2 separate regions of the Homo sapiens genome follow, and region 2 is linked to region 1. A link is a loop called in an ENCODE intact Hi-C map of the cell type or tissue named here. Cell type or tissue: endothelial cell of umbilical vein. All regions are shown on one strand.

Evidence for each region. Peaks named below come from ENCODE experiments on the same cell type or tissue, not always from the same donor. Only the 100,000 strongest peaks of a DNase experiment are listed, where the experiment ranks them.
Region 2: a loop joins it to region 1, with 16 times the contacts of the local background. A loop is called at or near these places in 3 of 110 quality-filtered maps.

What each region holds. Positions count from the first base shown.
Region 1 is chr14:38,990,570-38,994,569 of GRCh38, reverse strand. No RefSeq gene overlaps it. Among named protein-coding and RNA genes, the nearest start is that of LINC00639, 76 kb to the right of the region's middle. In endothelial cell of umbilical vein, no CTCF peak of the experiment used is centred here; a DNase peak (open chromatin) is centred at 1,969; H3K27ac peaks cover 1,884 bases.
Region 2 is chr14:38,355,415-38,359,414 of GRCh38, reverse strand. No RefSeq gene overlaps it. Among named protein-coding and RNA genes, the nearest start is that of CLEC14A, 100 kb to the right of the region's middle. RefSeq lists a silencer at 3,670-3,910. In endothelial cell of umbilical vein, no CTCF peak of the experiment used is centred here; a DNase peak (open chromatin) is centred at 1,674; H3K27ac peaks cover 2,727 bases.

The DNA.
Region 1 (4,000 bases):
CCTGGTCATCTTTCTTTACTATTTGAAAAGAGGCCAGTAGAAATGTAAAAAAAAATGCTTATGGATATTTGAATATAATTAATGTTAAATCAAGACTAAACCACTAAGCCAGTTACAGAGGTGCAATCCTGGGGAAACATGATAGAATACATAAGTTAGTGAGAAGTACAAAAGATGAATTAAAAATTATGCTGCATTAAAAAGTCAACATTTATTGCAAAAAACAGATTTCATACTTCGTACATTTCCTGCATTTTTATTTTGTTTTTTCAGTTAATAATACATTTTGGAGATGCAAAGTCAGAGGATTTTAAGAGTGTTAGATGTGGACTTCAGAGATTTGTGTATGAATCTTATCACTGTATCTATGGCATAATATTGCCTGCTTTTAAATATGACATAGAACAGTAAACTTGGATGATAGTCTTCAGACACAGCTGCTCGGTCTTCTTTTTGGCAGCCTTTTTTCACTTTTTATACAAGTAAGTCATATTCCTTGTTAAACAATTAGAAAATAGAAATAAGCAAAAGGAAAGAAATCATCCATATTTTTTCACTCTCAAAAATATACATTTACATCTTGATGTTTAATGAGAATCTTCCCTTTCCTCTCTCTCCTTTCTCTGTGTACACACACACAGTGACACACACACACACACACACACACATATATACATACATCTTTTAAAAATAAGATCACATTATATATAGTTCTGTAACTTGCTTTTATCACTTAAGTTTTTACGCCAATGAAGATAGGTCTATATTATAACTTTAAATCATGGCAAACTGTTCCATTGTTATGTGTGTGTTATCAAACCAAACTGGGGTCCGCTCACCCAGCACAGTGAGGCCAAACATCCACATTGAGTTTTGCAGTGGGAGAAGGGAGGGTGATTATTTTTATTTTTCAGCTTTTATTTTAGATTCAAGGAGGAGTATATGTGCAAGTTTGTTACATGGGTAAATTGTGTGTCGCTGAGGTTTGGTATATGAATGATCCCATCACCCAGGTAGTGAGCATAGTATCCAAAAGGTAGTCTTTCAAGTCTTACCCCCTCCCTGCCTCCTCTCTCTAGTAGTCTCCCGTGTCTATTGTTGCCATCTTTATGTCCATGTGTACTCAGTGTCTACCCACTTATAAGTGAGAACATGTGGTATTTGATTTTCAGTTCCTGTGTTAGTTCACTTAGGATAATGATCTCTAGCTGCATCCATGTTGCTGCAAAGGACATGATTTTGTGCCTTTTTATGGCTGTGTAGTATTCCATGGTGTATATATGTGACATTTTCTTTATCCAGTCCACTCTTGATGGGCATCTAGGCTGATTCCATATTTTTACTGTTGTGAATAATGCTGTGATGAACATACAAGTGCATGTGTTTTTTTGGTAGAACAACTTATTTTCCTTTCAGTATATATATCCAGTAATGGGATTGCTGGGTCAAATGGTAGTTCTGTTTTTAGTTCTTTGAGAAAGGAGGGCATTTATTTGCAGGACACCAAGGAAAGGGAATCCAGCAGCTCACATTTAAGTCCCAACTTCCCTGATGGCTTGCAAGGAGGGTTTTTAAAGGCAAGGATAAATTTCAGGAAAGCAGAAATTACAGGCAAAATCATAAATCAATACATGGTGATTACACATTGGTTTTGGCCTAAAAGGGCAGGATATCTTGACGTGGGGGCTTACAGGCCATAGGTAGATTCAGAGGTTTTCTGATTTGCAATTGGCTAAGGAAGAGAAGCTTTGTTTAAAAATTTGGGGTCAGCAGAAAAGAGTATTAGCTCTGGCTTGTGGGTGTGACTTCCTCCAGGCCACTTACAAAGAAATTTAGAACAAAGAACGACGGTCAGACTTCAGTCCTCTGTTCCACCTTATCTGAGGTCTGTGTGCCAGTGCATCTGTTTGGTGGTGGTCCAGGTTTCTGAAAAACAACTCAGGGACATATGTTAGATGTTATCTTCAGTTCCTTTAGAGGACCAAACAACCTATGATTCAAACTTCCTTGCATATTGTTTTAAGCTACTATTATCTTCTTCCTGATCAAGTTACTTATTTACTTTTTAGGACTTCCTTGGCGCTTGGAATTTCCTTTGAAGGAACTCAAGACTTTCCTTTATTTCTATGCTTGGGGGGCCTTCAGGCCCCTAAGAGGGGCCCCTGCTGCATCTCATATGGACAGTCCGTAATCTATTTATTTAACCAACCCACTGTGGTTGAACACTTCAGCAGCTTCAAGTATTTACAAGTATAAACAGCTCACACTCTGCAACATGAGTGCTTAATAATGTCTTATTGACACCAGAATTTCAGGTACTTCTCCAAAAGGCATTTATTTCCCCTTGATTCCCTCCCTCCCTCCCTCCCTCCCTTCTTTCCTTCCTTCCTTCCCTCCCTCCCTCCCTTCTTCCTCTCCACCTCATTTTTTTTAGCAACACTTCCATCAGTTATGTATTTCATTCTGTCCTGATCAGGTAATGGGACTGAATCAGAGGGGGCAGCTGGCAAGGAGGCTAAGAGGAGGGTTTACCAGCTGGTGGTAAAGAAGAACCAAGGTTTCTGCTTACCAGTAAACTCTCCATGGCCGTTAATGCAGAATGTAGCCCTGCCTTTACACGTAGCTCGCAAGCTGATATATGTCATCCTTCTCTGATGAGTCTTCTTTTCTCTTTCAGAGTTTATCTTAATATAGTATTTTAATAAGAGTTCACTGGTATAAAAATGCAGCCATGTGGACTAAATATTGAGCCTTCCAAGGTGATTATTTAGAAAGATAAGACTTATTTGCATGCAGAAGTTCTAATACGTTTGTTTAAAACAAGAAGTCTCACTATTGTTTTAATATTAGGGAAGAGTCCCTAGGCTGCAAGAGGTGGGAGATAGAGTAGGATGCTGGAAATTAAAAAAATAAGGGCCACTTACCTGAGCCTGTTGGAGATGAAAAATACATTTGAATAGGGTAAGAGCAGCCACAATTATATTATATCTTAATGCGCATCTCATATTCCAGGCAAGTCTTGCAGGATAGCAAAAACAATTAGCATTTCATAATGTAGTAATTCTGTATTCTAGCAAAACAGCCCCTTATGTGAAAGCCAAATTAATTGACAGAATGATGGCACTGAACTCACAGGCATCATCTTTGGTTCAGTGAGTGCATGTTTTCTACATTTTTAAGTGGGAGAAACAGAAGATTTTGGAGATTGGGCTTCCCTCCTGTATTAGGGACTAATCTAGGACCTTTATTAAGCTCCTCTCAAATTATCCACTTTGAACGTACTGTCTCTTTCCTGAGGGACTCTACCTGATGCTGCTCTTTATGGAATTTTGGTTCTGGAGTTTTAGGATAGGCCTGGAAACTGTATATTAACAAGCAGCTCAAGTAAGTCTTAAAATCTGGAAGATTTGGGAAGTCTGCTGGAGGGGATAGGAGTATAGACTTTGAGTCAAACGGACCTAGATTCTGGGACTGGCTTTCAGTTTCCAGCTGGGTAAGCTTGGGTGTGTTACTTAACTTTCTTGAGGTTAAGAGTCCTCAGAAAGGACTCATCTGTAAAATGTCTACTACCTATTTAACCTAGTATTGTGCACTGTCCTCTTTGCTTTCTGAACCGGCCACCTGCCCTTTTATCCCTGCTCCTCAAGAATAGCAAGACCTTTTCTTCCCCAGGGCCTTTGCACATGCTATTCTGTCGGCACATCTCTCTCCTCTGGCTTCCTCCAACTCATTCTTCAGGCTTTAGCTCCACCATCACTTAGATGGCCTTTCTTGATTTTTATAATCTGAATTATGTCCCCCATCCCATCTGAAGTATTCTCTTACATAATTTATTTTCCTTCTTTGCCTTACCTTTTACCTTCTCTTGCAAAATGATTTCTTTCCTAGACTAGTCTGTTAGCTCCATGAGGGCAGAGGGCTTCCTTTGTTTAGCACCATTGTTAGAGCCAAGGGGTGACTTGGGGAGGGAGCTTTATGCTTCCTGTTACCAAAAAACTTT
Region 2 (4,000 bases), 640 kb after region 1:
TATTCTCGGTGGAAAGAGGAAAAATTGTTTTAATCTACACAAATGCCCACTTCAAATTTTTGCTTATATTATATCTACTAACATCTTACCTCCCAAAGAAAGTCACGTGGTCAAATCCAAAATCAAGCGATGAAATAGTATTCTGTGCTTATCGTGAAGACATGACAAGGGATGGATGCATAATACTACTACCGGGGGGTGAGGAATTGTGACCAGTAATTCATTCTGCTAAACCTTCGAATTACCTAGAAGACCCTGAATGAGCTGACCGTAACTACCTCTATAATCTTGGGTCTTGACATTTCTTCTCTTCATTGCAATGTTGCAGACATAAATCTGTATTTTAGTCTCTCTAATGCCATCCTTTTTTTGCTTAGTCTATGCAAACTTCAGGTCTTTGTGTAAATGTCACTCACCCAAGGAAGTCTTCCAAATTACTCCAGATTAAGTCAGATTCTCTTGTTATATCTTCTTATGGATAGGACATTTTTTCTATTCTGTACTTACCATACTTTTGATGGTATAATCTCTTTGTTTCTTTACTCAGTTGTTTGATTTTTTTTCTCCCTCCCTAGAAGTTAAGTTTCTTTATGGTAAGAATTGTCTTTATTTTGTTAATTATATTTCTAGTGCCTATTTACTCTTAATATAATAGATGTTCAATACATAATGGAGTCGATGGATCTATGTGTTCTTCCTAAGCAATTTCATCCATGTCTATGTCTTCAGCTCTCACCAAATTTAAGGCTAGAATGTAAAATCTTTTCTGGGCTCAAATCTATGTTTCCAACTGGATATTCCATGACCACCTCACACTGTGCATGTCTATAAGTCCAATATTTCTTCTCTTCCTGCTTGTGAAAACATCACAATTCACTGGACCACCTGTGATGGTTAATTTTATGTCACCTTGACTGGGCCACAGGGTGCCCCCATGTTTGGCTAAACATTATTCTGAGTATGACTGTGAGGGTGTTTCTGGATGAGACTGACATTTCAATCAGTAGACTGACTAAAGCAGATTGTCCTCCCAATGTAGGTGGGCCTATCCAATCTGTCGAAGGCCTGTTTAGAACGAGAAGTTTGAGCAAGGGAGAATTCACTCTCTCCACATGATTGTCTTTGAGCTAGAACATCAGTCTTCTCCTCCCTTTGAACTTTTACTTGGACTGGAATCTATACCATCTGCTCCCCGCTGATTCTCAAGCTTCAGACTTGTACTGAAACTACACCATGTAATCTCCTGGGTCTCTAGCTTGCTGAGTATAGATCTTGAAACATCTCTGCCTACATAATCATGTGAACCAGTTCTTTAAAATAAATCTCTTTCTCTATCATCTATCCATCTACCTAGCTACTTACCTATTCATGCATCCTATTGATTCTGTTTCTCTCGAGAACTCTGATATACCACATAAACCAAATTCCTGGAAATTGTCTCCAGCTCCATGATTTCCTGAACTTTTGCATGTAATTTGCCTCTATAATATGCTGCTTTTTACTTCTGCAATATCTTTCTGATTAGCACCCTGATTTTTTATTCTCTATCATGAATAATACTGGCACTAAAAAGCAAAAAAATATTGTTAAGAAGAAAAGGAACTCCAAGATTGGGTAGAACAACCTAAGAAAACAGCTGGCAGTTCTAAATGTGTTCCAAGTTTCCTGGCCAGGATGAGTCACATCCTAGAGAGTGGAGAACACATACCAAAGACATCTCCATGACAGATTGCAGAGGAAATGTGAAAACATTAGATAAAGTAAAATAATCGAAAAACTAGAGGTGGGGAGCAAGGGCTTCATAGGCAATTAAGCTGCAGTGTCCCATTGTCTTCCTTGGGGACAAGATATCTAAAATACCTCTTTGCAGAGACAGTGCACATGAGAGTGTCAGTATCACAAATTGTGAGCTTTCACAAAAGTATAAGTGACACTGTGTTGAGGTAATTATAATTTAAAAAAGTAAAATAAATATTTTTTTCTTTACAGACTATACTAGCATAGAATACTGGAACATTTTTTGGACATTTACTTGTCAATCCTTTTCGGGGGGAAAGGTGGAAGGACTTTATGGCAACAATGTCTCCTCCTCTAATTGATAATGTGTAGCCCACCATCACCATTATGACACACTCCTAATGTTTGCTTACATAGAATCTGGATAATATTTATGATTTTATCATGAACATGTATCTTTATTTAAATAATAAACATCCTTCTGTGCAAAAATATTAAAAGTAGAATTTTTGTTTTAAAAACAATAGCCTTAGAAATATAGAAATTAGGGATATCAGCATGCTCAGGTTTATAATATAATTAGTGTGTAGAAGTGATGGTGGGGTGTAAATGAAGTATACATAGTGCTCTTTTACTTTTCTTGGATTGCATTGTCTAGACTACATTTAAATGTTTGCCTGAGCTAGAAATCCAAATCCTCTGCTTCTCAAGTCACTTATTCACAAACAGAAGCAATGATTAACAATAGACATAGTTACAAGGGGACAAAATGAGGAAACATTTGTAAGTATGAAAAGAACATGTGGAAGTTTAGAAAACAGGCTGATAATGTGTTTTGCTAGTATACTCGAAGGGATGAAATAAAGCATCTTTGTAAAATAACTGTCATATCAATTAATTAGTATGAGGGTCAAAAAATAAATTACTTTTACAAGCAACTCTGTCCACGATCTAGAAATGAAGCTATATCCTTTGCTTTCATTTTTGTTATCAATAATAATAAATAGAAGCCATTACTTAAACAACATGTTGAGTGGTGGAATAATGAAAAGAGGAATACTCTTTGTATCAGTTGGTTTTCATACTGCTGATAAAGATATACCCAAGACTGAGCAACTTAAAAAAGAAAGAGGCTTGACATGACTTGCAGTTCCATATGGCTAGGGAAGCCTCACAATCATGGCAGAAGGCAAGGAGGAGCAAGTCACATCTGACGTGGATGGTGGCAGGCAAAAAAATGAAAGAGCTCGTGTAAGGGAATAACACCTCTTTTTAAAACCATCAGATTTTGTGAGACTTATTCACTATCACAAGAAAAGCACAGGAAAGACTTGCCCCCATGCTTCAGTTACTTCTCAGCAGGTCCCTCCCACAACATGTGGGAATTCAAAATAAGATTTGGGTGGGGACACAGTCAAACCATATTATTCTGCCCTTGGCCCCTCCCAAATCTCATGTCCTCACATTTCAAAACCAATCATGCCTTCCCAACAAGTCCCCTAAAGTCTTAACCCATTTCAGCATTAACTCAAAAGTCCACAGTACAAAGTATTTTACCTATGAGCCTGCAAAATCAAAAGCAAGTTAGTAACTTTCTAGATACAATGAGGGTACAGGCATTGCATAAATACAGCCATTCCAAATAGGAGAAATTGGCCAAAAGAAAGGGGCTACAGGCCCCATGCAAGTCCAAAATCCAGCAGGGCAGTCAAATTTTAAAGCTCCAAAATGATCTCCTTTGACTCTTTTGATGCTGATACAAAAGGGGGATTCCCATGGTCTTGGGCAGCTCTGCCCCTGTGGCTTTGCAGGGTACAGCTTCTCTCATGGCTACTTTCATGGGCTGATGTTGAGTGTCTACAGCTTTTCCAGGTGCACAGTGCAAGCTGTCAGTGGATCCACCATTCTGGGGTCTGGAGGACAGTGTCCCTAATCTCACAGCTCCACTAGGTGGTGCCCCAGTAGGGACTTTGTGTGTGGGCTCCCACCCCACATTTCCCTTCTGCACTGCCCTAGCAGAGGTTCCCCATGAGGTCCCCACCCCGGCAGCAAACTTCTGCCTGGGCATCCAGGCGTTTCCATACATCTTCTGAAATCTAGGTGGAGGTTCCCAAACCTTGACTTCTGTGCACTTGAAGCCTTAACACCATGTGGAAGCTGTGAAGGCTTGGGGCTTGCACCCTCTGAAGCCACACCTTGAGCTCTATGTTGGCCCCTCTCAGCCATGGCTGGAACAGCTGGGATGTGGGTCACCAAGTCCCTA